Linked DNA regions of Homo sapiens: regions 2, 3 and 4 are each linked to region 1. Evidence: read pairs that join two places in POLR2A ChIA-PET (ENCODE). Cell type or tissue: HepG2. All regions are shown on one strand.

Region 1 (8,000 bases):
CCATAATCCATTATTTTTTTCTAAATTAAATGGAATGTGTTGTGAACCACAATCATTTATTTTATTTACTTATTTATTTTTGAGACGGAGTCTTGCTCTGGCGTCCAGGCTGGAGTGCAGTGGTGTGATCTCGTCTCACTGTAACCTCTGCCTCCTGGGTTCAAGCAATTCTCCTGTCTCAGCCTCCTGAGTAGCTGGGATTACAGCTGTGCACCACCACACCTAATTTTTGTATTTTTAGTAGAGATGGAGTTTCATCACGTTGTCCAGGCTGGTCTCGAACTCCTGGCCTCAAGCGATCCACCTGCCTCAGCCTCCCAAAATGCTAGGATTACAGGCGTGAGCCACCATGCTTGGACCTAGCCACAATTATTTAATACCAGGGCTCCCTGCCATTGCTCCCCAGAGCTGGGAGAAGGTCTCAGGAGCATATTGGGTCAGGTATGTGTGGAAAGGCCCTCCAGGCTCAAATCCACACTGGGCCTGCTCTGTGCCCTGACTCCAAGCTCCAGGAGCCCTCAAAGGTGGCAGCTCCACTGCTCATGAGCCAAGCTTAGGGACCGGGGCCCTTCCTAGCAGCCAGAAAGAGCCTTATTCTTAGTTGTTTTTTTTTTTTTTTTTTTTTTTTTTTGTAGAGACAGAGTCTGGCTCTGTTGCTCAGGCCAGAGTGCAGTGGTTCGATCATAGCTCACTGCAACCTCAAACTCCTGGGTACAAACAATCCTCCTACCTCAGCCTCCTGAGTAGCTGGGACTACAAGCGTGCACCATCACACCTGGCTAATTTTTATATTTTTAATTTTTAATTTTCTGTAAAGACAGGGTCTTGCTATGTTGCCCAGGCTGGTCTCAAACTCCTGGCCTCAAGCGATTCTTCTGCCTCGGCCTCCCAAAGTGCTGTGATTACAGGCATGACCCACTGTGCCTGGTTCTGTTTTTAGTACCAAGGGCCCTCATACCCCCTGTCTCTTCTTGGGACTCTGCCAAGTCCCAGGCTCCTTCTCAGCCTTGGGGACGGTACCCAGATCAGCACCTCCACTTCCATCTCCCCACCTCACCCCAAACCCTTCCCTCTGGCATCTAGAGCCATCCTAAAGTTTCTCTTCTTGAGTCTAGCCCTCCTGGGTATGCTTGGGGACTGAAATGCTCAAACTGGCCTCACCTCTTGACACTGTAATTGTTCCTTATCTCCCATTAAACAGGAATCCTGCTTTGTGTAGTTCAGTGCCTGCTGCCAAGTCAGAGCTGTGACCTCAATGAAAGTGGCCCAGCCACAGCAAACCTCAGTTTCCATAACAGTCCTGGGATCCAATGTGGCTTTCACACTACATGTCACTTCACTCTGTTATCTCTGACAGAAAACCAACTCAAACTGGCTTAAGCAAAAAGGGTACTCACTGGGCCATGTAACCAAAAAGTGTAGGCATACATGTGGCTTCAGGAATGGCTGGATCCAGGCACTCACATGTGGCATCGGGAGTCCCTCTCCTGGCTGTTGGTTTCAGTTTTCTCTGCAGGGGTTTCATTCAAGCACTGGTTCCCTCCTCATAGTGGCAAGGTGGCTGCCCAGGACAAGAGGCTTATAGCCACGGGCTCAGCTACTTAAGGATAAGTTCCATCAGAAGCCCAAGTTGAGGCCGGGCTTGGTGCTCACACCTGTAATCCCAGCACTTTGGGTGGCCGAGGTGGGTGGATCACTTGAGGTCAGGAGTTCGAGACCAGCCTGGCCAACACAGTGAAACCCTGTCTCTACTTAAAAAAAAACAAAACAAAACAAAAAAAAAAACCATGAAAATTAGCTGGGTGTGGTGGCACGTGCCTGTAATCCCAGCTACTTGCAAGGCTGAGGCAGGAGAATCACTTGAACCTGGCAGGCGGAAGTTGCAGTGAGACGAGATCACGTCATTGTACTCCAGTCTGGGCAACAGAACGAGACTTCGTTGGCAATGACTGGGTCATCTGTCCAGTCCTGAACCGGTCACTGTGTCAGGTAGAAGCATTGTTTGATTGGCCAGGCCTGGGACACACGGCCATCTCCAGACCTAGGAATGGCATCATCTCTACCCAAACCCCGTGAACCAAGAGTTGGGGAGGAGCAAAGCTTCAGAGAAAACTCTGGGCCCTGTCATCAAGCAGAGGAGGAAAGGAGGCCACACAGACTGAGACATCAAGTACCCACTGTGCCCTCACCACCAGCTCCCGCCCTGGCCAGTGCACTCCTGGACCATCTCTCCTCCCCGTCTTGTTCACAGTCACCCTCTCACCCCAGCAGAGATCAGGCCAGGGTACTGGTGGCAAGTGAGTGAAGGGTTTCAGCAAGGGGGTCCCCACCTTCCAGGCACAGTGTAAGTGGACCCCCCACACTTGGGGGCTCTCCTGGGTTGCACAGTGTCCTCTGAAAATTCACATCCACCTGGAACCTGCAAATATGACCTTATTTGGAAATGGAGTCTTTGCAGATGTTGTCAAGATAAGATGAAGTCATACTGTTTTAGGATGGGCCCTCTATATGGCACGACTGGGGTTCTTATACGAAGAGGGACCCTGGCACACAGATGCATACAGGGAGAGTGCTGTGTGATGAGAAAGGCAGAGATTGCAGTGATGCTGCCACCAGCCAAGGAGTCACCATCAGCCAGGAGATGGGCATGGATCTGATTCTCCCTGGGAACCTCCAGAAGGAGCCAACCCTGCCAACACCTTGGTTTTGGACTTCTGTTCCCCGCAACTGTGAGACAATACATTCTGTGGTTTTAAGCTTTATGATAATTTGTTACTGTAGCCCTGGGAAAGGAATACAAGGGTAGACAGACACTGATCAAGTAAGCAAACAAATGTGAAATTGCCCTGTGACAAGGGAGGTGCGGGGTGCCTGTGTTGGGGAAGAATTCTCTGAGACTTGAAGTCAGAGAAGGAGTTAGCTAATGGGGCCGACAGGGTTCTGCACACGCAGCTCACGGCCCAGATCTTGTTGGCCAAGTGTTTTTGCAGGGATTAGGAACTAAGAATGGTTTTGCAAGAAGAACATCACAGGCTGAGGGGACAGCATGGGCAAAGGCCATGAAGTGGGAGGCGCCCTCTGTGAAACCAACAAGCTTTCAGCCACGTGGGTCTCTCTGACGCGTTGCCTCAGCCACAGAGGGCTTTAAAAAGCCCCGAAACTGGACAGGTGTCACTGCCTGTGGCAGTAGCGGCCATTTGGCGCCTGTGGTTTCAACTCCACCCGTTTCACATGTCTATGTTACCAGACTGGCCCCTGAAGGGGATCTGTGTGCCAGGCCCTGACCTGCCGGGCTTTGGAAACATCCTCGACAGTGTCCCCTGACCTGCGCCCCGCCTTGTGGAGTGAGGCCTGGTTGCCCAAGCTGGCTGGGCCGGGCTGTTTGTTGCTTCCAACAAACATAGGAGAGAACGTATGGCTGCTTTTTATTGCCAGTGAGAGTTCCGCGAGGCCTGGCCCGAGATGTGGCTGGCGTGAGGGGTCCCGGACCTGCTGTGCTGGGGACGCACCCAGTTCTGTGTCGCTTGGTCCAGTGAGGACTCGAGCCCCTTGGAGGCGGGGCCTCGGGCTGCAGGGGCGGGGCCCCGAGCCGCCTGGGGGTGGGGCCTCAGGCTCTTTGGGGGCGGGGCCTCAAGCTGTCTGGGGACGGAGCCTCCGGCCGGCTGGGGGCGGGGCCTCATGCCTAAGGGGCGGGGCCTCGAGCTTTCTGGGGGTGGGGTCTCAAGCTTCAGGGTCGGGGCCTGGAGCCGCCTGGGGACGGGGCGATCTGTTGGGGAGGAGGTTCTCGAACTGCTGAGGAGGATCGCAGTGCTTTTGCTTCCTCTAGGAGACCAGCTGCACAGGCTGGAACATGCCATCTCTATGCCTGTTTTCCCGTCGATAAATCCAGAGACATTACTCTCATCATTTCTTCCTCTGTACACAATATTCATATATGTAACCCCTTGGTAAAGCAGTTGTAAGAATTAAACAAGAGGAATTGCTCTTTCATTCAGCAAATATTTTTTGAGCAGCTACTAGATGCCAGGCACTGTTTTAGACGCAAGTGATACTTCAGGAAACATAATCAGACAGACAGACAGACATGCCCTCCTGGAACTGACATTGTAGAACAAGGGTCCGCATCCTGTGGCTCACAGGCCAGATCTGGTTGACCGTCTATTTTTGCATGGACGTTAAACTAAGAATGATTTTTGCATTTTGATTTTTATTTTATGAAAAAAAAAATTGAGGGCTGGGCGCGGTGGCTCAAGCCTGTAATCCCAGCATTTTGGGAGGCCAAGGTGGGTGGATCACCTGAGGTCAGGAGTTCAAGACCGCCCTGGCCAACATGGGGAAACCCTGTCTCTACTAAAAATACAAAAATTAGCCGCCATGGTTGTGGGCACCTGTAATCCCAGCTACTTGGGAGGCTGAGGCAGGAGAATCGCTTGAACCCGGGAGGTGGAGGTTGCAGTGAGCCGAGATGGCGCTACTGCACTCCAGCCTGGGCAACAAGAGTGAAACTTTGTCTCAAAAATAATAAAATTAAAATAAAATAAAAAAGAGTGGTCTCTGGAACAATAGCTCAGTATCACCTGGACATCTGTTAGAAATCCAGACCTACTGAACCAGAATCTGTATTTTAGCAAGACCCCCAGGTGATCTGTGTGTACATTAAAGTGTGAGATGTTTTTGTAGCAACACGCATGGAACTAGAGGTCATTATCTTAAGTGAAATAAGCCAGATACAGAAAGACAAATATTGCATGTTCTCACTCCCAAGTGGGTGCTAAAAAATGCATACACATGGCTCCACAGAGAGTGGAATAATAAATAATGGAGATTCAGAAGAGTGAACGTGAATTTTGGCAGTTCATCCACCGCTGTGAATCATAAGAAATAGTTTAATGGCTGCCAGGTGAGGTGGCTCACACCTGTAATCTTAGCACTTTGGGAGGCCGAAGCAGGAGGATCACTTGAGCCCAGGAGTTCAAGACCAGCCTGGGCAACATGGCAAGACCCCATCTCTACAAAAATTGCAAAATATTAGCTGGGCATGGTGGCACCAACCTGTAGTCCCTGCTACTCAGGAAGCTGAGATGGGAGGATCGTTTGAGCCTGGGAGATAGAGACTGCAGTGAGCCATGATTGCACCACTGTACTTCATCCTAGGTGACAAAGTGAGAACCTGTTTAAAAAAACAAAAATAGGCTTGGTGCGGTGGCCCATGCCTGTAATCCCAGCACTTCAGGAGGCTGAGGCAGGCGGATCACCTGAGGTCAGGAGTTCGAGACCAGCCTGGCCAACATGGCGAAACCCCGTCTCTACTAACAGTACAAAAATTAGCCGGGCATGGTGGTGGGCGCCTGTAATCCCAGCTACAAAGGAGGCTGAGGCAGGAGAATAGCTTGAACCCTGGAGGTGGAGGTTGCAGTCAGCCGAGATCGAGCCTGCACTCTAGCCTGGTGACAGAGCGAGACTCTGTCTCAAAAAAACACAGCAGCAACAACAACAAAAAGAAATCACTGAATGGGTACAATGTATGTGATCGGGATGATGGAGATCCTAAAAGCCCTGACCTGACTATTACACAATCTACGCATGTAATGAAATTGTATTTGTACCCCATAAATTTATGTAAATACAGAATTTTAAAAAGTGTGAGTTGTGCAGGTCTAAAATGATGCAGAATGCTCAGCACAGGCCTGACACTTAGCAAGAGCTCCATGAATATTAGCTAATGTGGTGGATGGACTCATGGTCCCCCAAAGAGGTCCACATCCTAATCCCCAGAACCCGTGAAAGTGCTAATTTACATGGTAAAAGGGGCTTTGCAGGTGTGGTCAAATTAAGGCTCCTGAGATGAAGGAATTCACCTGGATTATCCCTGAGGGGCCAAATGATGTAATCACAAGGGTCTTTTTTTTTTTTTTTTTTTTTTTTTTTTGAGACAGAGTCTCACTCTGTTGCCCAGGCTGGAGTGCAGGCTTGATCTCGGCTCACTGCAACCTCTGCCTCCTGGGTTCAAGCGATTCTCCTGCCTCAGCCTCCCGAGTAGCTGGAATTACAGGCGTGCACCACCATGCCCAGCTACTTTTTGTATTTTTAGTAGAGATGGGATGTCACCATGTTGCCCAGGCTGGTCTCGAACTCCTGACCTCAGGTGGCCTCGGCCTCTCAAAGTGCTGGGATTACAGGCATGAGTCACCACACCTGGCCCACAGTGGTCCTTATAAGAGGCGGTGGGTGGGGCAAGAAGAAACGTGACATGTGAGGCTGGAAGCAGAGGGTGGAATGCATGCTTTGAAGGTGGAGCCACCTGCTTTGTAGGGGTCCTGTAGCATCTGGAAAAGACAAGGACTCAGATTCTCCCTCAGAACCCCCTGGAGGAACCAAGCTCTACTGACACCTTGATTTTAGACGTCGGACCTCTGGAACGGTAAGAGAATAAATGTATCTTTTTTTAAGTCACTAAGTTCGTGGAAGCTTGTTGGAGCAGCAATACAGAATGAATATAGCTGCCATTCTTACTGTTATCCTGTTTGTCGTAGGCTGGCTCTGCCATCTTCCTATTCAGTTGTTTCAGGCAAGTTACTGAGTCTCTCTGAACTTGAGTTTTCTGCTCTGTAAAATGGAGACAAGAAGTTTTCCTACTTCTGGTCAAATGAGATAATGCACTTAAAGTGACTCCAGCTGTCATGATTGTTGTTGCTCTTGTTTAAGTAAAGGCAGTGGCCATGGCTGGCTGTGTGTGACCTTGGGCAAGTTATGTGACTTCTCTGAACTTTAGTTTCCCCGCCTACAAAGTGGGGGTCATGACAGCATCTACCTCCTGAGGCTGTCGTGAAGCTGGAAGGAGACCCTAAGCATAATTTCTGGGTCCATGCCTCGCTGGAGGACGCAGGTGTAATTCTGGCCAAATTGGAGAATGTGATCTCTAAACTGGGTGGGACCCTCTAAGCTGTCCTGACTCGGGTCATCTGTGCTGGATCACAGCCTCAGCCTGGCTGGCAGGGGAGTAGATCATTCCTATTCCCTTTGCCTCCCCAGCTCTTCCCAAGTGGACACCACAACCCCATTGCGTTTTTTAGGGACGGAGTCTCCCTCTCTCACCCAGGCTGGGGTGCAGTGGTGTGATCTCGGCTCACTGCAACCTCCGCCTCCTGGGTCCAAGCGATTCTCCTGCCTCTGAGTAGCTGGGATCACAGGTGCACGCCACCACTGCCGGCTAATTTTTGTTTTTTCAGTAGAGATGGGGTTTCACCATGTTGGCCAGGCTGGTCTCAAACTCCTGACCTCTAGTGATAAGCCCGCCTTAACCTCAAAGTGCTGGGATTACAGGCGTGAACCACCGCGCCTGGCCCCCATTACCTTTTGTTGTGACTGCAGCAGACTCACTGGGGGGCTTCTGTCCCCAGAGGGCGGGGAGCTCAAGCTAGTTCATAGAGGAGGGGCAGGGGCCATTGGGCTGGGGCGGGGCCTGGATATCCTGACACGAGGGTCCTTCCTGTGCTGAGGTTCCGGACTGAGGCGGGAGTCAGTCTGAAGCCTGGCTGTGGGGCTTGGCGTCTATCCAGGCTGGAGTTGGCTCCCTCGGAGTGTGTGTCTCACTGGATTGGATCTGTCTGTGTCTTGGGGGTGTTCTTTAAAGGGAAGAACCTGACAGACTTCACACTACAGTGCCCCGTGCAGGGCCTGGCACACAGAAAATATCTATTGGACCAGTGAATGCATAACCCAAGGGACTGAACGTCCCCAGTGCAAACCAGAAGGGAGTTTGTGTCAGTGGGGAGTCTCCCAGGCCCCAGTAAAGGCTGGTTGACCACGTCCTCCCTAAGCTCTGGGTGTTGCCGAAGTGGCCTTGCTGCTCTGAAAACAACTGTGTGCATCTCAGCCTTGCCTCTCCCGGAGGATGGCCTCTCACTTCCTACGAGACCAGGACTGCAGCCTCGGAGAGGTTTGAGGGTGTGCCCAGGGCTACACACTTAGAGTGAGTTTGGGGCGTGAGGCAAGGATTT
Region 2 (8,000 bases), 82 kb before region 1:
GGTTGGGTGTTTCTGTTTTCCTTGATTTTTAATATCTTTCTTTAAAGATTTTTAAAGCTTGCCCTTTTGCAAAATCTGATAAAACCCTCCATTCTCTTATCTGGTAAATTGGAGAGGCTGTCCATCTGTTGTAAATTTAAACTTGATCAAACTTTATGGAATATGAAAAAACTTTTGTATTTAATATATTCATATTTAAATAAGCAAACAAACACAAAGCAACCTTTAGTGTCATCCAGGCTTGGGGTGACAATCCTGAATGACAATGTGGTGATTTAGGGCCTCACGCTGGTGGGTGCTCTGAGGGGAATAAGGAGAGGCCATCTTAAAGGGTGTCAGAGAGGGCGTCTTTGACATTAAGGCACACACTGGCATTAGAGGAGTAGGATTTGGGCCTGTGAAGTAGGCAGAGGCCACTCTTGGCACACATCACTTCTGATTGTGGAGTAACACACCAGGTTATCACACAGGGACTCCTTCCAGCGTTTGCACAAGGCTGTTGGGTGGAGAGATGGACACACTGCTTCCTTGCAGACAGATGTATGCCTGTGTTAACTCTGCATGACACAAACCGGGTGCCTTCCAGTGCATGTGGTGTCGTGGAAAGAATGTAGGCTTTGGTTGGGGTCCCAGCCTACACATGTAATCTTTGGGACCTTGGGCCAGTCCCTTTTTATGAGTCTCAGTGTCCTTATCTATAAAGCCAGGATAATGCTGACAGGATTTTCTGTGCTAACAGAGGAAATAGCCAATAAATAGTTCTCTTTCTTTGTTTTATTTTTATTTATTTATTTATTTATTTGAGACAGGGTCTCACTTTGTCAACTTGGCTGGAGTGCAATGGCACGATCTCAGTTCACTGCAACCTCCACATCCCGGGCTCAAACAATCCTCCAGCCTCACCCCTCCAAGTATCTGGGACTACAGGCATGCCTGGCTAATCTTCGTATTTAAGTAGAGACAGGGTTTCACCATGTTACCCAGGCTGGTCTTGAACTGCTGGACTCAAGTGATCCGCCAGCCTTGGCCTCCCAAAGTGCTGGGATTATAGGCATGAGCCACCATGTCCAGCCCTCTTTGTTGTAACCATTGGGTTAATACGAATATAGGCAATTCCCTTAGACATTGAGAACTTGATGTTTGCTGAGAGTGGCCATGGCAAAAAATGCAGGACTAATGGTGTGTAACTGCTTCAGCAGTTTCCTAGTACACTCTCCCCACCCACAAACAGTTGCTACAATAAACTGGTTTCAACCCTCTAAGAAGCAGACTGCAAAAATGCCCTTAGCCACCGAGCAAGGCTGAAGTCTGGCATCTGAGTTGCAGTACGCATTTACACCACATGTGTCCCACTCAGGGGCTCCACTTCCATGTGACCGAAGACATTGAAACAGGAGTAAGTTTGAGCTAATCTTAAAGAGACCTTCTCACTTAAGCAGATTGTATTGGAAATGGCCTTTAGTAGTTGGACAGGGTAAAACAATGGAAAAGCTAGAATTTTTTTTTTTTTTTTTTTTTTTTTGAGTCTCTCTCTGTCGCCAGGCTGGAGTGCAGTGGCACGATCTCGGCTCACTGCAACCTCTGCCTCACATGTTCAAGCGATTCTCCTGCCTCAGCCTCCCGAGTAGCTGGGATTACAGGCGTGCTAGAAATTTTGTTTGTTTAAAATGTAATGCACATCTGTGAAACCACCACTCAACCAAAGAATTAAAACATTACTAATAAATTACATCTACCTATTGCTCTTCTCCTCTCTAGTTCTCCTGATTCCCTTCCAGTACCAGCTATTCTACTGAAGTTTGTGCTGATCATCTTCTTGCTATTTTTTGTTCTCCCTCTCATACACACCCCCGCCATGTGTGTATGTATGTGTGTTGCGGGGCGTGAGGGGGATTGCATTTATCATTCACCGTTACATCACTGAGATTCATCCATTTTATTCTGCGTAGCTGTAGTTCACTCATATTTTCTCTTAGACAATATTCCATTTTGTGAATATACTGCAGATTTGTCCATTTACCCAAGGATAAGGATTTGGAGCCCTCTTTCTCTTTCTTTTTAGCTATTATGAACAGTTTTTTTTTTTTGGAAACTATTGTATTGATCTCTTATTATTCGTGAGTGAAATTGCAGGGTCATAGGAAGTGAGAATGATCATCTTTAAGTGAGAACACTAACTTGTTTTCCAAAATGGTCGTACAACCACTGGGGATCCTGTTGCTCCACACCTTCCCAATAGTTGTATTATCAATGTTTTTTATAATTTTTGCCAACGCAGTAGGTATAGAATCATGTCTCATCATAGTCATGATTTGCCTTTGTCTGTGGCCGAGCATCTCTGCATATGTCCACTGGCCTCACACACCTCCCTTCTGTGCGGTGACCGTGCTTCTCATGCCTTGTGCCCACTTTTCTGCAGTTGTTTCCTCACTAGTTTGTGGCTATTTTTATATATTCTAGTGCTAATCCTGTCAGTTGAATGTCTTACAGATATCTTCTTCCAGTTTATAGATTGTCTTTCTTCTCTTTAAAGTGTCTTCTGATGGACAAAGGCTTTAATATTAATGTAGCCAAACTTATTGATCTTTTCTTTTATGCCTGTCCTTTTTTCTATCTTTGTAAATTCTTCCCTACTTCAAGCTCAGAAAGATACTCACTTATATTTCCTTTTCAAATTCTCAGAGTTTGCTTTTGACATTTCAGCTCTTCATCCATCTGGAGTGAATTTTTCGGCATGGTGTGACTAAGAATCCAATTTCTTTTTTTTTCCCCCCCATGGATAAACAATTTTTCCAGCTTTTCCTTTTCCAGGCAGTTCTGTCAAAAATCAAAGTTTCACAGATATATACGTGTTTTTCTAGGCTCTTAGAATTCTGTACCATTGGTCAGTTTATCTCAGCACCATTACTCCACTGTCTCAATTCCTATAGCTTTACAATAAGCTTTTTTACCTAGTAAAGCAAGTCCCCCTTCCCATTCTTTTTTAGAAATGTCCCAGCTATTGTTGGCCCTTTTATTCTAATTTTAGAATTCATCTTTCAGGTTTCCCAGAATAACTGAGGTTTAATTGATGTATAATAAAGTGACCGTCTTTGGTGTACAGTTCTGTGCCTCAGCAAATGCATGCAGTAATGTAATCAGCACTGCAATCAGGATATAAAATAGTTCTGTCACCTTCAAAATGCCCTCCCCTTCTTTGTAGTCAACTTCCTCTCCCGTTCCAGCCCCAGCACCAGCCCCAGGCTCTCACAACCACTGTTGTTTTCTACCGAGATTTTTTTTTCTTACTTTTAATTTTTTTCAATATTTAATTAAAATGTTGGAGGCCAACTCTGGGCACACTGCCTATGAGTTAGCCCTGTTCCACAGAAGTTGTTTAAAAAATAAAATAAAATGTTGGAATATTTTTGCTGGAGTTGCAGTAAATCTATAAGTCAATTTAGGAAGGAATCTACATCTTATGTTGTCTTCCTCTTCATAAACATAATGCATCAACTTAGTTGGAAAGTCTTTGCTTGACAGTAGTGGAAAGTTCTTTAAAAAACAATAAAGTCTAAACATTTTAAGTAATTCCTTAATACAGGAAGCATTTTATAAGCTAATTGTCAACCTACATAAACAAAATGCATATAAATACACAGCAGGCATGTGGCAGTATTAACATTGTTAAAATGTATATATAAATGCCACATCCTGGTTTCAAGCCAGCTTTGTTGCTTACCTACAAGACCTCAGGCAAGCTGTTTAGTTTCTCCGATGCTCAGTCTCTTTATTTGTGTGGTGACTAGAACATCCGAAGATTAAATGCTATGCTGTGTGCAGTGTCAAGAGACAACCGCGTTGATGCTGCCTTCGGATCCTCCGGCGAAGACTTCCACCGGATGCCCCGGGTGGGCCGGTTGGGATCAGACTGGACCACCCCGGACCGTGCTGTTCTTGGGCACAGTGAAGCCGGAGTGTTTGAGACTCTTATGTGAGGGAACTGCTCCCACTCACCTCCAGGGAAACAGGGAGGACTCTTAGCACATTTGGTTCCCCAGTGGCTTTCACAAAGTGGCAAGACCGATAGATTGCCTTGAATCATTTCCCTGACAAATTTGGAAAAGGTTAGTTTTACCCAGCAGCCTGCTACATGCTGCTTCTGACAGGCGAGCTGGAATAGCTGGAGGACACAGTTGACAGCCAATTCATTTTGCTGATTCATCCATTAGAGGCGTGGCTTTGAGCCAGAGCTTGGCTTCTAGATTAAAGGCCGAGAGCTGCAAAGCTGCTGGGACTCAAGGAATGCTGGTAAATTATTGCCACGTGGAGGCCAGCAGTGAAAAGCGGACTGTTATTTATTTCCCCTTTTAAGTGATCCTAAATTCCAAATGTGCTCAGATAAATCCCCTCGCCATGGTTAGGGAGTTGTTTGTAACATTTGTCTATCAGCTGGGAGCTGAATTATTGAAAACTATCAGATATCATTAAATAGATTAACTCAGCTCGCCTGTGACCCTGTCATCACCTTTGCTTTCATGGGGAATATTGACCCAAGCCTCCTCTCCTACTTGGTAATCCAAATTAAACTTGAGAGAAGGATTTTTTTCGAGATAGGGTCTTGCTGTGTTGCCCAAGCTGGAGTGAGTACAATGGTGCAATCGTGGCTCACTGCAGACTTGACTTCCTGGGCTCAGTCAATCCTCTCACCTCAGCCTCCCTAATAACTGAGACTATAGTCTGAAGCCACCACATCTGGCTAATTTTTGTGGTTTTTTTTGTGTGTGTGTGGAGAATGGGGTTTTGCCCCATTGTCCAGGCTGGTCTCGAACCCCTGGGCTCAAGCAGTCCTCCTGCCTTGGCCTCCCAGAGTGCTGGGACTGTAGGCATGAGCGACCACACCTGGCAACAGAGGGATTATTGCAGATGTCATCCCTTTTGGGTGTGCTTGCAAATCAAAATAAACCTTTTAGATTAAAGAACGCAATAGCCAGGCCAGGCACGGTGGCTCACGCCCATAATCCCAGCACTTTGAGAGGCCGAGGCAGGCGAATCACTTGAGCTCAGGAGTTCGAGACCAGCCTGGCCAACACGGTGAAACCCTGTCTCTGTGAAAATTACAAAAATTAGCCAGGCGTCGTGGCGCACGCCTATAGTTTAAGCTATTCAGGAGGCTGAGGCACGAGAATCACTTGAACCCGGGAGGCGGAGGTTGCAATGAGCCTAGATGGCGCCACTATACTCCAGCGTAGGCGGCAGAGCAAGACTGTCTCAAATAAATAAATATATTAATAAAAATAAAGAACTTTCTTAAAAAAAAAAAAGAATTGAAATAGAAGAAAATCCAGGAGAATGCTCATTGGTTAACAATTGGTACAGAATAATGATGGTAGAACCAATGGGTTCTCATATGTCCACATTGATAGATGAACATATTTTAATCTGTCACAAGCTTAGGGAGTGACAAGCTTACAGCGAAATCACCACTACATAAATCTGGTATGTGACAGGGTGACCTTTAAGAGAGGGTGGAGATTGTGTCTTGATTTACCAAATACCTGACATAGTTCCTGGGACAAAAACACTCAGTAAGCAGTTACCACATGGAAGAATGGGTGGACAATGGTTATTGGATATGAATTGTTGGGAGGCTGGGTAAATGAGTGAAAAATAACAGAAATATGACACATTCAAAGTAAGAAAAATAACTGTTCCAAGGAATAAGATTTTCAGGAAAGGATCCTATTTCTGTGGCTCTCTGATATGAGTAACTTTACTCAATAGCACATCTCCAGAACTGCCTGCTTTCACCGCTTATCTCCTGAGTGAGGCAGAGTGTGCTGTTTTCAGCTCACATTTCAGTAACCCACTCCACTTCTTTGGGAGACATTGTATAATATGAACATTCTCTAGCACTTTCTTTTTAGAGACGGGGGTCTCACAGTGTTGCCCAGGTTGGTCTTCAACTACATAGGCTCAAGTTATCCTCCCGCCTTGGCCTCCCAAAGTGCTGGGATTACAAGTGTGAGCCACTGTGCCCTGCCTCCCTAATACTTTGAGGGTTTTTTTTTTCTTTTTCTCTTTAACTCTTGAGTGAATATTTTAAAAGTACACAAACTTCTTAGTAAAAATTTGTGTTTTCTGAAGAAGTAGAGTTTTTTCCTGTTTTGTTCTGTTTTTTAGATGACTAAATATTTAGGGCATGACATTCCGGAAACCTTTGTTGCACTAAGTTTTAGTGAAGTCTGGCCTAGTTGAAGATTAAAATGTGTCAGGTGCCGGATGTGGGACATCTGCCTCTCATACAGTTGTCTTTCCCTCTGTTTTAAGGTCCCTGGTAAACTGGAGTCCCTTGTCCAGTGCCGACGTGCCCACAGCCTGCATGCTCGTCACCAGCACTGCATTCTGCTCTGCATTCAGTCACATCATTTTTATTGAGAACTATTCCATATCCAGGGGTTTTCTAGGTGCAAGTAGACAGATTCTGTTTCTGACATCATGGCGCTTTGCAGCTACCAGGTACAAAGACTGCCCTGAACAGCGTGGCCAGGCTCTGATGGTCTCACTGCCAGTGTGGGTAATAGTTGTTGGCAGTGATAGTGGGCTAGGAACGCATATGCCTAAACTGGAAGCCAGAAGTAGCAAATGGGCACCAAGAGGCCACCATTGATCCTCACTCCCATGCCGCCATCGTGATCCATCCACAGCAGCCTCAGAAGAGGGGGCAGCATGGGATCAGAACACAACTGACCTGGCCTTAGTCTGAAGCATTAACACCAAGGGGGGATTAAGCCCCAGTGTTCAAGTACTGCTGCCAGCCAGAGGCGCATTACGGAGAATTAGCAGTCTTTAAGGCAGAAGGAGCAGAGGCATGTCCTAAGTATTGTGCAGCTGTCTTAAATTTGCAGAGTGCATAGGAGCTAAGTTATGAGGAAGCAAAGGCATAAGAATGATGTAATGGACTTTGGGACTCCAGGGGAAGGACAGGAGGGGGTGAGGGATAAAAGACTGCACACTGGGTGCAGTGTACACTGCTCAGCTGATGGATGCACCAAAACTCAGAAATCGTCACTGAAGAACTTTTCCATGCAACCAAACACCACCTGTTCCCCCAAAACTATTGAAATAAGATAAATACAAAAAAATGCATATGTAGTGTAATTCCAGTTATAGGTAGCTCAAGAGAAGGCAAAATTAAGCCCTGATGATAGCAGTGGTGACAGCAAAGTTTTCAAGTTGAGGAAGATAATGCCATAATTGTACTACACATCTGAGGCGCCTTCGTCCAGTGAAGGAGGGGTGGGAGTCTGTCTAAAAACAGGCATGAGGGTGAGGGGGATGTTCTTTATCTTAATTTGCGTGATGGATGACATGTGGGTGTACAAATTTGTTTAAAACTCATTGTAACAGAACAGGTAATAAAGCCTGATCATTTAAAAAAATTAATAAAATGAAAATAATAAAGCACCTCCAATAGATGCAGAGTAATAAGAAGGACCCTGGTATTAGGGTTTGAGGAACCTGGTTTTGCATCTTATCCCTGCCATTCACCCAGGGATGGTCTGCAGCAAAACCCTGACCTCTGTGATCCTGCTTTCTCACCAGTAAAAACATTTCCTCTCTTGCAAGCGTACTATGAAGATTAGATATAATGCATGTAAAACACTGCACACAGACATACCGGAGATCTTCAGTGTGTGACACAGTAATCGCCACCACTGGCAATATTGCTTTTTGTTGTCATTTTATTTTAGGAAAATAGTGAGGGTTTATAGTTTTCCCTTAGTGGTTTTGTTTATTTTCATTTTGTTACTCTGAAAATGAATAATATCCAAATAGTAATGTTGGCTGCAAATATTTTGAAAATTAATATTTTACTTATATCATTACCGGTTCTTTACAGTTTACAAAGTACTTTCACACTGAAAATGAGATTGGGGAGCAATGGCTTTTTTTTCCAGGTGAGAAAACTCAGACTTGGAGAGTTTGCAGGTGTACCCAAGGTCATTTGTCTTCCAGGT
Region 3 (8,000 bases), 93 kb before region 1:
AGCCAACTGTGGAAAGCATCTCAGTTCAAAGATAAGAAAACAGTTGCCCAGAGAGGCATGTGGCCTTCCAGTAGTAGAGCTGTCTACCCCAGAGTGTACACACTCATTCCATTGTGCCTTCTGCTCATATGATGTTTGTTAACTCTTTTAAATCCTGAACCAGTCAAAACCACATTTTTTAAAAATAATCTAAACAGCATTTAGCTAAGGCCTCTAGAGAGCTGAGTGCAAGGTGTGCCTGTGCTCTTTCCAGAAACGGCAGTGATTTATGCCTGCACTCTGGCTTGAGTTGTGACAGAACAGGCTCCAATGGGTGTGTGTTTAGTGCCTTGTCTGTGATTTTCAGGATACATTCAGGTAGCTGCTTCCTAATGCATTCCCCAAAGAGTGTGCTTGTGGGCAGAGCATGTGCTGGGGAGGAGGGCCAGCTGTGAGCGGGGGAACAGATGACTCAGCATTCCAGCGGGCTGCCTGCCCAGGAACTCTCACCATGATGGCTTTAATAACATGGTGGCACATTGCCTGGTAACCTGAGGGTTGGTGGGGTTTGTTTCTACCTACTTTACCGAAAAGCCCTCTATCAGCTGTTGGCCAACCACATCAGGGTGGGGTAAGATATAAACTTGGCTCTGCAAGCTGACTTTCTTTTCTATTTTTCATGCCTCTGCCTACATTTTAACATTCATTCTCTTTTTCTTTCTGTTTTTTTTTTTTTTTTTTTTTTTTTGGACAGTCTTGCTTTGTCCCAGGCTGGAGTGCAGTGGCGCAATCAAGTGATCCTCCCACCTCAGCGTCCCAAGTAGCTGGGACTATAGGCGCACACCACCACTCCAGACTAATTATTATTATTATTATTATTATTATTATTGTTTTTTTGTTTGTTTTTTGTTTTTTTTTGTAAAGATGGGGTTTTACTGTTTTGCCCAGGCTGGTCTCTAACTCCTGGGCAGGCTCAAATAATCCAAAAGTGTTAAGATACAGACGTGAGCCACTGCACCCAACCTGCTCGCTTTTCTCTTCTCATTTATATACTATGTAAAGGTGGAAGCTGGATAGTTGACTTCCATATCATGTCCTCAAGGGAATTAGTTACTGAACAGATGGTCTTTTTTATATTAGTTAAAATTATTTTGTTTGCAATTCAGACCTCTGGACTATTTCCCTGGGTGCCTCATAGCAGAAGAATCTGTAGCCATGGACCTCCTTGCCACAGATTTGATTTTGGTGGAACAGATCTGGATGTATGTAGCCTTAGAAGCAAGCTAGGCTTTTTCTTTTCTGTTGGTAAAGGCCTCTAACTGCTGCCCTAAGCTGACATAGGGCACAGGGTACTATCTGTGAGCTCACTGGAAAAATGGGGTTTGTGGAGCTTTATAGCTGGGTTCCATGAAAGCTGCTTTCAGGTACTTTTTTTTTCCTCCATCAAAATCTTAGCATATGCAAAGGCAGTAGAAGCAAATTTATTCATTGGACATGCTTTAAAATGAGACTTTACTTATGTTAGAGGTATTAGATGTAGCACTTTAGAATTAGAATCTAAAGGGTGGTAATATTTTTTTCTAGGGAAAGAAATGTAGAGAGTACTTTATAAAATCCACAAGTGTAGGCAGGCTTGGTGGCACGTGCCTATAGCCCTGGCTGCTCGGGAGGGTTGCTTGAGTCCAGGAGTTTGAGGCTCCAGTGAGCTATGGTCACACCTGTGAATAGCCACTGCACTCCAGCCTGGGTAACATAGTGAGACCCTGTCTTAAAAAAACAAAACAAAACAAAAAAAGTAAAAGATAAAGTTTACAGAAACCATTCTAGCCTGGGCACAGCAGCTCATGCCTGTAATCCCAGCACTTTGGGAGGCTGAGGCAGGAGAATTCCTTAAGCCCAGGAGTTCAAGACCAGCCCTGGCAATGTAGCAAGATCCCACCTCTACAAAAAAAATTTTTAAATTACCCGGACATGGTGGCAAGCTCCTGTAGTCCCAGTTCCTTGAGAGGCTGAGGTGGGAGGATTGCTTGAGCCTGGGAAGTTGAGGCTGCAGTGAACCGTGGTTGTGCTACTACACTCCAGCCTGAGTGACAGAGTGAGACTGTCTCAAAAAACAAAGAATGAAAAAAAGCATTCTGTGTTCTTCTCTCTGTATACCTGACTTTCAGAAGTTGTTTTTCAGTTTCCTAATTTGTGTTGAGTATTTTGACATTGTAGGAAACTCTCAGGTCATTGAGAATTTTAAAATACAATGTTATAAAATATTCAAAAATACTTTGGCATGTGATAATATCACACTTGCCATTGTATTAATATTGTTTTTATTTAAAACATTTTTTGGAGACAGGGTTCCCTTTGTTTCCCAGGCTGGACTTGAACTCCTGGGCTCAAGTGATCCTCCTGCCTCCTCCTCCTGAGTAGCTGGGATTACAGGCACGTGCCACTGCACCTGGCTTGTTTTAGTTTTTTACATTTCTCTCTTTTGGCTTGACTTTTTTATCTAACCAGTTGGTTTTTACAATGAATGTTTAAATAGACAAAAAAGCTCTACACTTTTAGAATGTAGAAAGCAAAATGAATATTTAGAACAATTTAGAGATTTAATGACTTGAGTCTGGAAAGCTGAACAATGTCAATATCACTTTTTTAAAAATCGTATTCTCCTGCTGGCAAAGAATTTCACAGATCCTTTTAATGTCCAGGAGTGGTGAAGAACTTGTTACTTCTTTGAATTTTGGGAGTTGCCACCTTCTATTAATAAAAGCAGTTCCTCAGCAAATGGGAAAAGTTCGCTCTCCCTGATTCCCCTGCAGGCTCACTGTCTCCTTCCACTTCCTCTCTCTGTCCCGCTCTCTCCCTCTCCCTACTTTCTCCTTCTCCCATCCCCCTGTATTACCTGTGTTAGACTCAAGAGTAATGTCACTCAGCATGCTTCCTCTCCTAGCAGCCTAACCTGCTCCAGTTCAGACCTGAATGCTGTCTTTAGGTCTGGTGTCAGCAGCAACAGCCCCCGTAACAGGGAAGCAGCTTACTTAAGGAAAAAGAAAATAAAGAGCTGGAATAGTCCTCCTAAGATCCCAAATCCACAAGGAAGTGATGTGGTCATTTAAAAGCAGAAACAACAATACAAGTGTAGAATCATTGTGTTAAATGCCCAGGCAGGATGGGACTTCAAAATCAAAACAATTCTTACTCAGATTTGCGCCACCATTTGGGGACATTTGGTGACCTTCAGGGTTTCAGCGTGTAGGGTCTAGACAGAACTCACCAATGAAATAAATTAGTCATTGAGCACATCATCTCATCAAGGCAAAGCGTAAAATTGATGTGGAAAATAAAAATAACATCCTCATTCTTTATCCATTTCCCTTTTGGAGAAGTGTAACTCTTTTTCGAAGTCAAATATTGCCAGTTACAACAAGTAAATTTCATCGTCCCAAGGCAACCCATAGTCTGGAGAGAGGATTTCATTCCCTTCCTTTAAAATAAACTGTTCTCTCTCCACAGAGGATGGGAAGCACAGGCACAGGGCTCCATGAAGGCACGGAGGAGCTGGCCTGGTGTTCAAGGAGGTGGTGTTGGCATTTTTTCAAACCTTCTTGGTGGTGACAGATCGTGTATGATGTGTCCTGGAGCTGCTCTGCATCTGTAGGTGGATTGCAGGGCTAGCAGGTGGGAAGAGGTGAGAGGCAGGCCTAGGAAGAGGACTCATGTTCATAGCGCAGCATCCTGGCACCATCAGGAAAGTGCTGAGTGCTTCCAATGCTAGGAGCATGGCAAGGGACGGTTAAAGGGAACCAGAGACAAAATTGTCCCATTTACTATTGATACGGAATTTCTGTGACTCTCTAATAGGTTGGGAGAGGCTGCTTTTGGTGACAGACACCCTCCCTCCCAGGGGCCATGACTCACCTCGCAGGTGAGCTAGCTCAGCTCTGCCTGGCTGCCCATCATTCTCTTTCTCTCTCCAGTTCCCCTCCTCTCCTCCGGGGTTTCACTGGGTTAATGAATAAGCTGAGTCATGAGGTATAAGTAAATTCTTTTTTTTTTTTTTTTTTTTTGAGATGGAGTCTCTCTCTATTGCCAGGCTGGAGTGCAGTGGCACCATCTTGGCTCACTGCAACCTCCGACTCCCTGGTTCAAGCCATTCTCCTGCCTCAGCCTTCTGAGTAGCTGGGATTACAGGCACATGCCACCACACCCAGCTCATTTCTGTATTTTTAGTAGAAACAGGGTTTCATCATGTTGGCCAGGATGGTCTCTTGCTCTCATGTCCTTGTGATCCACCTGCCTTGGCCTCCCAAAGTACTGGGGTTACAGGTGTGAGCCACCGCACCCGGCCAGTAAATTCTTTTATCAGATGAAAACCACTTCAAAACATCCACAGAGACACAGTTAATGAAAGTGTAAATAGTGCAGCCCTTAATGAAAGTGTAAATAGTGCAGCCCAGCAGCTCCTATATTAGCTTATACACAAACAGACTAAGCTTTTCAACCACTGAAACCTGTAAGCCTTAAAATATGTGCTGCTCTGTCAGGCTGTTTGCGTATGTGGCTATGGGAAGTAGAAGAAACATGGAGCACTGTGCTTTATCACCGTATCACTAATGTTGTGGCAGATTTAATACTTCATAAACAGCCCAACAAGTTGCCAAAGTTAGCTAGGTCCAAAAGTGTTGTCTTGATGCAGGTGGTGTGTGTGCCTATTAGGTATATATTTGTACCTGGCATCTGAAGTTCCTGAGAACTAGTCCAGGTGAAAGGACCCAACTTGAATCTGTAGATGCAGCCACTACCTCCAGCCAGTGCTTCAGTTACACGCAGGCTGTGAAGAGATTGTGTCCTAAACGTTCTTTTGTTGATTAACCTTTTAGAACACAAAGCACATTGTCACATAGAAATGCTGTTTTGAATGGTGGGTGTCAATGAGCTGTGTTGTGTTATAGAGTTCAGGTCAGGCAGGGCTTGTTTAGTGGGTCAGGAAATCAATGCTGGTAGATACCAGCATTTAAAAAAAAGAGGGGAGAAAGTCGAAGAAAAGGACGTATGAGAGTGGGTTTCATGTAGTAAAAGTAGGTATTGTTTAGTGATACTGTTGCAATTTAAAACCTATTGCAGGCTGTATGCTGGCATTAAATTGGGAATCCCTCAGGCAGGGGAAGGGGCGTCAACAACGGGTTAAATACTGGCTGTGCACGGCAGTCCAGCACGGTGACATCAGGCAAGTTATTTTAACATGTCTCAGGCACTGTTCTGTCGTATTCAAAATAAGACTGCTTTACAGGGGTAGGATTAAAGATGGAAGAAAATAGATTAATGTTTTAGGATATAGAATAATGTATTAGGATTAGAGATAGTAGAGAACCTGGTGCTTAGTAACCTCCCTATAAACCATGATTGGTATCTGTTTGTACTTCTTTGTAATATGTAATAAGCAGACCTTAAAGATATAGTATTAACTAAGCCGTGTACTATTTAGTCTTCCCTGGAGTGGAATTTATTCAGAGTTCTTGACGTTTAGGATCTGCCATTTCACATGATCTAGCAGATCTTTGATTTTACCTTAAATTATTCTTGTGTAGTTGAGACATCAATCTTAATTTTCTGCCATGAAGTGTGAAGAATGTTGTAAATTGCTTAGGTCTTTCAGCTGTCTGTCAACTTCCTCAAGACTGTTAAGTATGGAATTGCTTCCCAAGTCTATTTTAAGTTGTGTTTCATCTTTTAAAAAAAGAAGGGTTTCTTCTTTTTTTTTCTTTAAGTAATAGTTCTAAACTTTTTGCCAAACTCCCATCTGCTTCTACTTGATGCCATCATAAATTCCTTCTTACCTTCTGCACTTCACTACCCACTTTTTAAGCTGCTGTGTCAGCACTTGGGAAAGCCCTTTTTTGTGTTGGGCTGGGTGTGAGCGCAGAGGCTTTGTTGACTGCTTTGAGGGGCAGGTTAAAGTTGTCATCAGAAGCATGCGTCAGGGTCAGGGAGCTCGGGCTTCACACCCCAGCCCTGCTGTCAGAATCGCCATCTTCAGCAGGCCACTCAACCTCTCTCGGCCCCTGTTTGCCTGGCCATGGAAGGAGAATTGTTACCCACTTTGTGGGGTGGTTTTGAGGAGGAAAAGAGCATTGGGCAGATTGTTAGCACTAGTTGGAAGGTCACATCTCTGGCAGGGACCTTATCAGGTACCAGCTCCATGGCCTCTTCTGCTCTTCCTGTCTTCCCAGGTTCCAGCCCTGGTGCTTTTGGGAAGATCCCTCCCCTCCCCTGACCTCGACCCCTCTTCAGAGGAAACAGTGAACTTCCAGGTGCGACTTCCTGCCCCCAGATTCACAAAGCTGTCCGCGCACACACCTCCCTCCTTCTGTGCCTCTGTCAGACATGTGTCCCCACCATGTGCTCCAAGTCCCTTCTCAGGGGCCTTGTGCTACATTTTATCCATGCCCACCCATGGGCAGAATTCCTTCCACCTGTTCAAAAGAACTCCCACAACCCCAGCTCGCCTCTTCTCCCAAATCTTTCCTTCCTTTTCGGAATTCGAGGCGTCTGCAGTCACCACCCTTACCGTGGTTCCTCGCTCACTCTCCTCTCGCTGTGGTCCCCACACCACAGAGCCTGTTCTTACTGAAGACCCTCTGACCCCTTTGCCACACCCACCAGGCAGTCTTCTCACCTTGCCTGAGTGCTCAGTACTCTGACCTCTGTTTTTTGGAGACAGAGTCTTGTTCTGTGGTCCAGGCTGGAATGTGGAATGCAGTGGTGTGGTCATAGCTCACTACAGCCTCAAACTCCTGGGCTCACGATCCTCCTGAGTAGCTGGGACTACAGGTGCGCACCACCATGCCTAGCTAATTTTTTTTTTTAGTGGACATTGAGGGGTATGTGTTGCCTAGGCTGGCCTCAAACCCGTGAACTCGAGTGATCCTCTCGCCTTGTCCTCCCAAAGTGCTGGCGACTACGGGCATGAGCCACCATGCCTGGCCTCTTCTTCCTCCTTGAAGCAATGTTTTCTTAAATCCCTAGGTTTGCCCTTCTCCTTTTCAGGCCACAGCTTCCCAGGCTTTCATGACTGCCCTCCCCATCCATACGAGGATTAAAGGCCGGTGCTCCTAAGTTCAGTCTGGAGGCTTCTGTGTTTACTCTGCACCTTCTCCTCAGCAATTCCATTCTTTCTCAGGGCTCACACCACCTTCATGCCAGTGATTCCCAAATGTATTCTCTCTGCCCATCCCACATTTCCACCGATGTTTCCCAGGTACTTCAAAGCCACCATCTACCCCATTCCTGTGTTCCCACTATCTTGTTCCCTGGTCCCAGATGGCACAACCCTGCACTGCCCAGGCTAGGACTCGGAGAACTGTGTAGTTTCTCTGTGTCCCCACCTCTTCCATCCTAACAAGCCACCGCCCTTTCTCTCCATATTTATTACCCTGGCGTCCTGCTGATCTCCCGGAATCTTTGTCAGGAGGAGGAGATCTGACCACAAGGCCCTCCTGACTGAACTCCTCAGTGTGGCGCTCCTCTGCGCATCGTTCCGGCTGCACCGCCGGCCCTTCTCCTGCTTCCTCCTTAGGATTCACTATTACGGTCATTCATCCTTAGTCTAGACTGTGTTCCTCTCTCAGATGAGTCACCTCATCATATTCCTTCTGCCTGGATCACAGTTCCCCACCTCCAGAATTTCTACACTACCTGCTCTCCCAACCCTCAAGTCTCAAGAAAGACCTGAGTGTCTTTTCCTTAGGGAAATTTTTCTGAGCCCCAGGTGTGGTCATTTCCCCATGGGAAACTCCAGAGCAAGCTCCTTTTCTAACCCTCAGCCCGTGGGTGATGGTCTGTGCTCTCTTTCTCTCCTTGAGTACTGGGCTTTGTCTCTCTGATTTCACTCTCAGCCTCAGTTGCCTAGTTTTAGAAGATAGTTTGTTCATGAATGAATGGATAGATGAATAAATGAACAAGTGAGATTGAAATATACAGGCGTTCATTAATGTCCATGAGAGACTGGTTCCAGGACCCCTGAGTAT
Region 4 (8,000 bases), 120 kb after region 1:
ATCTTTCAGGCTTGAAAATAAAAAACAAAACAAAACAGCAAGCACTTCTTCATACACAAATATATATATATATCCTTAGTCATTTTGTGCACACTTTTTTGCATAAATGGTATCTACAGTATTGTAAATTGTGTTTTTCTAATACATTCTCCACCTGATACAGACAGGCTATGGTGGAGATGGATGAGAATGGGCTGTCTCCCTGGGTGATGTCACAGAGAAGGAGTGCTGGTCTACTCTGTGGATGGGGACAGAAAGACAAGGACAGGAAATCTGGGTGGACAATTCCATGCTCTTCAAAGATATTGGCCTACCTGCCCAAGAGCCGTGTTTTTTTGTTTTGTTTTGTTTTTTGAGATGGAGTTTCACTCCTGTCACCCAGGCTGGAGTGCAATGGTGCAATCTTGGCTCACTGCAACTTCTGCCTCCTGGGTTCAAGCGATTCTCCTGCCTCAGCCTCCCGAGTAGCCGGGAGTACAAGCACCCACTACCATGCCCGGCTAATTTTTCTATTTTTGGTAGAGACGGGGTTTCACCATGTTGGCCAGGCTGGTCTTGAACTCCTGACCTCAGGTGATCCACCTACCTTAGCCTCCCAAAGTGCTGGGATTACAGGCGTGAGCCACCTTACCTGGCCCATACGTGATCTTTTATGGCACCTATTCAAAAAGAAACGAATGGGCCAGGCACAGTGGCTCATGCCTGTAATCCCAGCACTTTGGGAGGCTGAGGCAGGAGGCTGAGGTGGGAGGATCATTTGAGCCCAGGAGTTTGAGACCAGCCTGAGCAACATAAGGAGACACCAATGTCGATCCCACCGCCCACCCCCCCAAAAAAAAAGCCAGGTGTGGTGCTAGCGCCTGTAGTCCTGGCTACTTGAAAGGCTGAGTTGGGATGATTGCTTGAGCCCAGGAGTTCGAGGCTGCAGTGAGCTATGACAGCACCATTGCACTCCAGCCTGGGCAATAGAGCGAGACCCTGTCTCCAAAAAAGAAAGTAAAATAAAAAGAAATGAATAGATGCTCCAGTGGAGACAAGAGAACATTCAACATTTATTTGCTTTAATTCTGAATTGTTCTAATTTGCCTGTGTCCCAAAAGGTTTTTGTGTTTGGGTAGGGGTTTTGAGGGACAGGGTGATTCTGGAAAAAAATTGCATATGTAGTACAAAGAAATCATCTTGAAGAAAACCCAAGCAATGTAGAGCACACGTTTACCTGGTAAGAAGTGAAGGAGCCCTTTCAACAGCTTTCCTAGTCTACTTCCCTCCCAGGGGATGATGCTATTTTGGCGTGTACCCTTCCACCCCTTGTGTACCGCTCCTGGAGACCAGCAGCACCAGCATCACCCCAAGACACTTCTTAGAAATGCAGCGTCTCAGGCCCCACTCCAGACCTACTGAGTCACAACCTGCTTCTTAGCAAGATTTCCCCAAGTGGAAGTGTAAGAAGCACTGGTATTTTCTATTTTTATATCATTAACTTACCTATTTATATACATGCCTATGCACAGGCTCCTTCCTGGGTTTAGAATATGGCTGTCGTGGCCGAGTATGGGGGCTCACGCCTGTAAACCCAGCACTTTGTGAAGCCCAGGTGGGTGGATCACTTGAGGTCAGGAGTTTGAGACCAGCCTGGCCAACATGGTGAAGCCCTGTCTCTACTAAAAATACAAAAATTAGCCGGGTGTGGTGGCGCACGCCTGTAATCCCAGCTACTCGGAAGGCTGAGGCAGGAGGATTGCTTGAACCCGGGAGGCGGAGATCTCCGAGTGAGCCAAGATCATGCCACTGCACTCCAGCCTGGGTAACTGAGCCAAACTCGTCTCAAAAAAAAAAAAAAAAAAAAAAAAAAAAAAAAAAAAAGGAAAGAAAGAAAAGAAAAAGGAAAAAAAGAATATGGCTTTCGTTTGAACAGTGGTCCTCGAGGTGCGGTCCAACATCAGCTTCTCCTGGGAGCTCGTTAGAAATGCAAATGACCTGGGCCCAGCCTTGAGCTGCTGAATGCGGAAGCCCTGGGCTGGGGCCCAGCAATCTGCGTTTCTCAAGCCCTCTAGGGGAGGCTGATCCACGCTCACAAGTGTGGAACCCCTGCTGTAGAAGGGGGACACTTACCCCCGGGAGCTCCTGCTCCCTCCCTCTCTCCCTGTCACCTCCCGAGAGCCCGTTCTGGCCTGGCCAGTTCACCGAGGGACGCCCAGAATCCAGTTCCACCAGGCACACACGAGGCGCTCCACGAATGCCTCCTCCAGTTAGGAATCTCAGACTGATACAGCCTTCCCCAAATTCGCTCAAGCTGGTTTTCAGAGTGCACGATGTGGCGGTCCTGGAGGTTGGGGTCATTGCATGACGTCTTCAAAGGCATTCCAGCAGCCCTTTGGTGCATCCTTCGTGATGCAAAGAAAACCTGTGCGATCTGACTGGAGCTCCGTCTACGTAGGCCGCCTCCACAGCAGCCTCTCCTGGCAGCTGCTTCACAAGCGCCCATTTTACAGAGGGGCAAGCGGAGGCTCAGAGCCGGAGGTTTCAGATTTGCGTGTCAGAATTGCTCCAAGCCTGGACAGGGCTGCTTCTCTTTCGAATGCAATGCCTACAGTGGATTTCCTTTCAAAAATAGCAAGCCAGACAGACACCAGCTGACTCTGGGTGTGGGCTCTGTATCAGGCAACGGCAGGGCTTTTGTTAGAGCGGATAAAATTGGATTTTCCTGTGCAGAAGAATGTGGATGGGCCCTTAAGCCAAACTCCAGCAGCTGCAGGTCTCCTTGCCCCAAGGGTGTTGGGGCTTCCCTGAGGCCATGATCTGCAGGGGACCCTTTGAGTTTGCGAGCCCCGCCCCACCCCCAGAGCCCTCCATCTTCTCCCAGGGGATGAAGCGCCCCAGGGGTAGCTGTGTGTAGGGAGCCGATCGCCGGGGCCGGCCAAATTTGCGGACCTTACTCGCCGAGGCTGGACCACCCAGACTTCCACCTTCTGCGAGGGAAGGATGGGAGCTTGAACCCAAACCCTTGAAGGAAAACAGTTGGCTGGGTCTGCAGTCCAGGGGGAAGGATCTACTCGCAGAGTACGGCAAGAGTCGACCACTCCTAAAAAGTCTCCACCCTATAGCTGAAGGTTGGATATCAGGCACGGACGGGGTTCGAACCCGTGATCTTCGGTTTACGAGACCGACGCCTTACCACTTGGCCACCGCGCCTGCGTTGCGATGGCGGTCTCGCGAACCTCTATCCTGGCGCCGCTCCCGTGCGCCCGCCCAGCGAGCACGAGCTCGCACCGTCCCCCTCCCTGCTGCGGCCGGCGGGGCGGGGCTTCAACGGGCGCGCCCCGGCGGGCTCGGGGGCTCGGGGACCCGCGGGCGATTCTGTCGTCTGCAGTGGGCTGGAGAACCTCTGGAGTCGGGGCGCGGCTGGAGCGGTGTCCCGAGGGTCCCGCAGGTCCCGCGGGCGGGGCACCGGCCTGTATCTCAGAAGTCGGGTTCGAATCCCAGCCCCGCCAGCGATGTAGCGCTTCGGGACGGCTCGACTCGGAGTCTCAGTTTCCCCCTCTAGAGTGAGGCACCCAGGAAGCCAAGGAATGGTAGCAGGTTTCCTTATCGGCCCGACTGCGGGCCGTCCACCGCCGCCTTGCAGGGAGCCCACGCCCAGCCAGGGTTGCTGAATGGAGGCGTGAGATTTAGAAAATAAAAGCTTCTGGAAGCTCCGCGCTTTGGCCCGGGCTGAAGGATCGCTTGAGCCCAGGAGATCGGGGCTGCAGTGAGCCGAGATCGCGCCGCTGCACACCAGCCTGAGCGACAGAGGGAGACCTTGTCTCAAAGAAAAGAAAAAAATAAAAACAAACAAACAAAGCCGAAAGTTTCTTCTTCCCCCAGTTTACCTGTTTAGCCTGGATGTGTCCCTGGTCCCAAGACCAGCAGCAGCACCTGGGATTTTGTGAGAAATGCAACTTCTCTCCCGCCCAGACCTGCTGACTTGTCGGCTAAGTCAGCCCCAAGGCACCTGACAGTTTAATGTGCACGCTCATATTTATAGATTCAAACATGCCCTTTGATTTCCACACAAACGGACTGATTTACTGTTCTCTGCACTTTGAGTTTTCATGAATTAATGTATGATGTGTTAATTCAATGGCTCTTGGTAGGTAATACAGTTTAATCAAAATTAATAGCATTGTTTGAGAAATATAACAATTTCTATTATTCATGAATGTGTTGTGTAATATTAACACCATATAGCAAATCATATATACTAAAGTATATACTATAATTAATGGGATTATTATGCATGGGTGGGTTACCTTAGTCTCTAGTAACTACATGGTTTTCCATTGAGTGGCTGTGCTACAATTGATTTAATCTGTTGCTGGGAGCTGGGCATTAGGTTGACTGGAGGATTTGTGTTGCTCACAGAACATTCTGTTATGTGTGTCTCTGCCTGCTGGTACCAGTGATGCGGTAGGGTATATAGGGGCCTATACTAAGAACGTCCACAGCCTGCCATGCAGGTGTATAGGCAAATAGGAAGCTGAAAAATACCAGAGAGATGCTTTAAATGTCAAAGTTTGGGCAGGTGAGTGGGAAATGCGTAATTTTCCCTCCAGGCATTAGGACTGGAACCCTGAGGCCTTGCACCTGGAGTGCTGTGGCGCTCTAAGTGCAGGTGACCTGGTAGCTCCCCAATTAAAAGAAAGACAGACTTGGAGAACATGTTCAGAAAACGTGCATTACCAAGCATTGCTTCTGAATGGCAGATGATAATACTGGCTCCACTGTCCCCATCCTTTTTTTGGGGGGGAGGGGAGGTGTTTATTGGGTTGTTGAAGACTTACTGTGCAGAAGTGGCAGAGGCTTATGAAAAGAAATTAGCAAATGAAGGAAAATCACGTGGGGATTGAGTCCAAAACTAACGGGCAGGTGGAATGGAAATTGGATTTTAATGGGTACTTTAAAAATCTTTGTCTTCTGAGGGAAGGGAGGCAGTTGAAAGCCTCAGGTGTCCCAGGCACATGAAAAGGGGCGTATGCACCTTGATGGGCACGTGGGATGCCCTTTGTATCCTCAGGGCCAGGGGGCCCTCTGACCCTATGTGAGGCCTAAAATAGAGCATACAGGTGGCAGGTGTTGGGCTGATAAGTCCACTTATCTGGCAGGTGAAAAGGAGACCTGAGGAGCCCCAGATCACAGATACCTGGAGGGTGGATGTGTCTGTCCTGGCCCCGGCGTCTGCACGAGGTATGTGCTCAACAAGTATTGTCGAAGGTACCAACATGTAAGATTCCCTTCCACGTGGTTCTGGGGACTCTCCAACCACTGTACCAACAAATGTCCCAGTGCTGAACTTTCAGTAAGGCTTTTGGTGATCAAGCCAAAACCTTCCATTTCTCGGTCATAAGGAATTGGCCATTGTTCACTCTTACTGAGAAACTTTAAGCAAACATTCCCTGTGCCCTGACAGGGTCTGTGGTCCAGGTGAGGTTCTGTTGTCACACAACTGTGACCCAATCCCAGGCCTCCCAAATGCTAGGGTGAGAAACCAGGGTTGGCTGAAGCAGAGGGTGGTTTCAAGGGACTAGAAAGGCGGTGTTTTAAGTGAGAAAATGTCAGAATTGATCTGGTGACAAAGCCAAGTGCCATGATGGAATACTTTTGATCTTTTTGTTTCTTCTGTATAATTAAGTTGCCTAGATCTGAATAATTTATAAGCATCCACTTTTCCTTTGTGTTGAAACTTAGGCACTCTTTTCTATTTCAGAAACAAACAAAATATATACATATATATGTCTTTAATCTTTTTTGGCTTTTTCTGGCACCTCTATTTCCCTGTGCCTGTCTGTAAAGTAGAAATTCTTAGGCCGGAGGTGGCTCATGCCTGTAATCCTAGAACTTTGGGAGGCCCAGTTGGGTAGACTGAGCTCAGGAGTTCAAGACCAGCCTGGGCAACATGGTGAAACCACGTCTCTACTAAAATACAAAAAGTTAGCTGGGTGTGGTGGCACATGCCTATAGTCCTAGCTTCTCCGGAGGCTGAGGCAGGAGAATCACTTGAACCCAGGAAGCGGAGGTTGCAGTGAGCAGAGATGGAGTGAGACTGTCTCAAAAATTTCTTAACCTGAGCCCATGCACTCAAGCCCAGGAAACGTGTGACTTCCCCAAAAGTATATATAAAGTGCGTATATAGTTTTCCTGGAAGAGGGATGTCACAATTTATTGGGGTTTTTGTTTTTGTTTTGAGACAGTCTCGCTCTGTCACCCAGGCTGGAGTGCAGTGGTGCAATCTCAGCTCGCTGCAACCTCCGCCTCCTGGGTTCAAGTGATTCTCCTGCCTCAGTCTCCTGAGTAGCTGAGATTACAGGTGCGTGCCACCACGCCTGGCTAATTTTTGTATTTTTAGTAGAGACGGGGTTACACCATGTTAGGCCAGTCTTGAGCTCCTGACCTCGTGATCCACCTGACTCAGCCTCCCAATGTGCTGGGATTACAGGCATAAGCCACCGCGCCCAGCCGTTATTAGATTTTCAAAAAGACCTCCTGAGGGTCTTAGAAGGCTGAATGCCTTTTTACTTCCTCTCTCCCTTCCTGATGGTGCCTGATTAACCTAAGCCCTACCGAGATACAATATCTATCTAAAGTGGTTTAGCTACAGCTGTGGGTGTCTGAAAAATTGTTTCTGAACAATTCAATGGCAATGTCTCCAAGACACTTTCTGGCTCCAGGGAGGACCTGGGCTTCCCCCAGCTCCTCCATCCTGGCTCACCTTGTGTGCCTGGTGCCTGCTGCCTTCCACAGAGTGAGGGTGGGCAACAGAGGCTCTTCCTGGCCTGTGAGGGGCTGGCACCTGCGTTATCTCAGTAAGCCTTGGTGGTGGCTGGGTGGCACCTGCAGATTTCATGAAAATGCAGGCTGATTCAGTTAGTCTGGGCTGGGTCCGCGGAGCTGCCTTTCTAAGTTCCCAGTTAATGCTGCTGCAGCTGGTCCAGGGCCTCACTTTGGGAAGCACTGCTTTAAAGTATTCCTGGAGAAATTCGTTTGCTTGTGGAAGAGAAAAAACCCTCAGGCTTGGATATTTAGGTCATCTGAGGTCATGACAGCGGGCTTTTTACTAACACCCTAAATAAAGATTTTACCTAAAGAAAGCACACTTAGCTACTCACAGTATCCCAGCTCCTTGAGGCAGGGGCCCTGTGTTGTGAGGGATGGGCAGGGTTCTTTTTGTTTTTTAAAGAGACAAGGTCTTGCTCTGTCACTCACGCTGGAGTGCAATGGCATGATCATAGCTCACTGCAGCCTCTAACTCCTGGGCTCAAGTGATTCTCCTGATTCAGCCCTTGGCTCAACTGGTCCTCCTGCCTCAGCCTTCAGAGTAGTTGGGACTATAGGCACATGCCACCATGCCTACCGGGCTAATTTTTAATTTTTATTTATTTTTCGAGACGCAGTCTTGTTCTGTCACACAGGCTGGAGTGCAGTGGTATGATCTTGGCTCACTTGCAAACTCTGCCTCCCAGGTTCAAGGATTCTCCTGCCTCAGCCTCCCGGGTAGCTGGGATTACAGGCATGTGCCACCACGTGGGCCCAGCTAATTTTTGTATTTCTAATAGAGATGCTGTTTCACCATGTTGACCACGCTGGTCTTGAACTCCTGACCTCAAGTGATCCGCCCACCTCAGCCTCCCAAAGTGCTGGGATTACAGGCCTGAGCCACGTCGCCTGGCCCTAATTTTAAAATTCTTTTGTAGATGTCGGGGGTTGGGGGGGGGGTCTTGCTATGTTGCCTGGGCTGGTCTTGAACTCCTGGGCTCCAGTGATCCTCCTGCCTTGGTCTCCCAAAGTGCTAGGATTACAGGTGTGAGCCACCATGCTGGGCCTCAGCACCATTTGTTGAAATGATTACCCTCTCCCCATTGAATTGCCTGGGTACCTTGGTTAAAATTCAATGAACTGTGTGTGGTCTATTTTTGGTCTTTTTATTCTGTTCTGTTGATCCATATGTCCATCTTTATGGCAATTAC

The links. ChIA-PET counts read pairs that join two places held together with the same protein. Peaks named below come from ENCODE experiments on the same cell type or tissue, not always from the same donor. Only the 100,000 strongest peaks of a DNase experiment are listed, where the experiment ranks them.
Region 2: POLR2A ChIA-PET joins it to region 1 with 19 read pairs; 6 of 35 experiments call an interaction of 5 or more read pairs at or near these places.
Region 3: POLR2A ChIA-PET joins it to region 1 with 12 read pairs; 11 of 35 experiments call an interaction of 5 or more read pairs at or near these places.
Region 4: POLR2A ChIA-PET joins it to region 1 with 19 read pairs; 3 of 35 experiments call an interaction of 5 or more read pairs at or near these places.

What each region holds. Positions count from the first base shown.
Region 1 is chr16:14,401,421-14,409,420 of GRCh38, reverse strand. No RefSeq gene overlaps it. Among named protein-coding and RNA genes, the nearest start is that of LINC03107, 23 kb to the left of the region's middle. RefSeq lists enhancers at 2,686-2,765, 3,220-3,721 and a silencer at 3,496-3,695. In HepG2, no CTCF peak of the experiment used is centred here; DNase peaks (open chromatin) are centred at 3,070, 3,580, 6,254, 6,710 and 1 weaker place; H3K4me3 peaks cover 786 bases.
Region 2 is chr16:14,482,960-14,490,959 of GRCh38, reverse strand. The region is part of intron 21 of PARN (poly(A)-specific ribonuclease); the gene reads left to right. It overlaps LOC105371094 (a long non-coding RNA gene), which reads right to left and starts at 3,958. Exons shown (of 2, transcript XR_933105.3): 1 at 3,722-3,958; 2 at 1,918-2,817. RefSeq lists an enhancer at 4,357-5,292. In HepG2, a CTCF peak has its summit at 1,317; DNase peaks (open chromatin) are centred at 1,329, 4,229, 5,519 and 6,937; H3K4me3 peaks cover 1,082 bases.
Region 3 is chr16:14,494,163-14,502,162 of GRCh38, reverse strand. The region is part of intron 21 of PARN (poly(A)-specific ribonuclease); the gene reads left to right. Among named protein-coding and RNA genes, the nearest start is that of LINC03107, 69 kb to the right of the region's middle. RefSeq lists enhancers at 297-591, 317-611, 3,925-4,069, 5,475-5,997, 5,998-6,520 and a cis regulatory region at 3,992-4,002. In HepG2, no CTCF peak of the experiment used is centred here; DNase peaks (open chromatin) are centred at 42, 412, 3,942 and 4,402; H3K4me3 peaks cover 636 bases.
Region 4 is chr16:14,281,085-14,289,084 of GRCh38, reverse strand. TRT-CGT2-1 (tRNA-Thr (anticodon CGT) 2-1) reads right to left here and starts at 3,192; the gene lies at 3,121-3,192. RefSeq lists enhancers at 2,776-2,895, 2,926-3,923, 4,605-5,253, 6,798-7,299 and a silencer at 3,066-3,475. In HepG2, a CTCF peak has its summit at 3,780; DNase peaks (open chromatin) are centred at 3,134 and 3,704; H3K4me3 peaks cover 2,622 bases.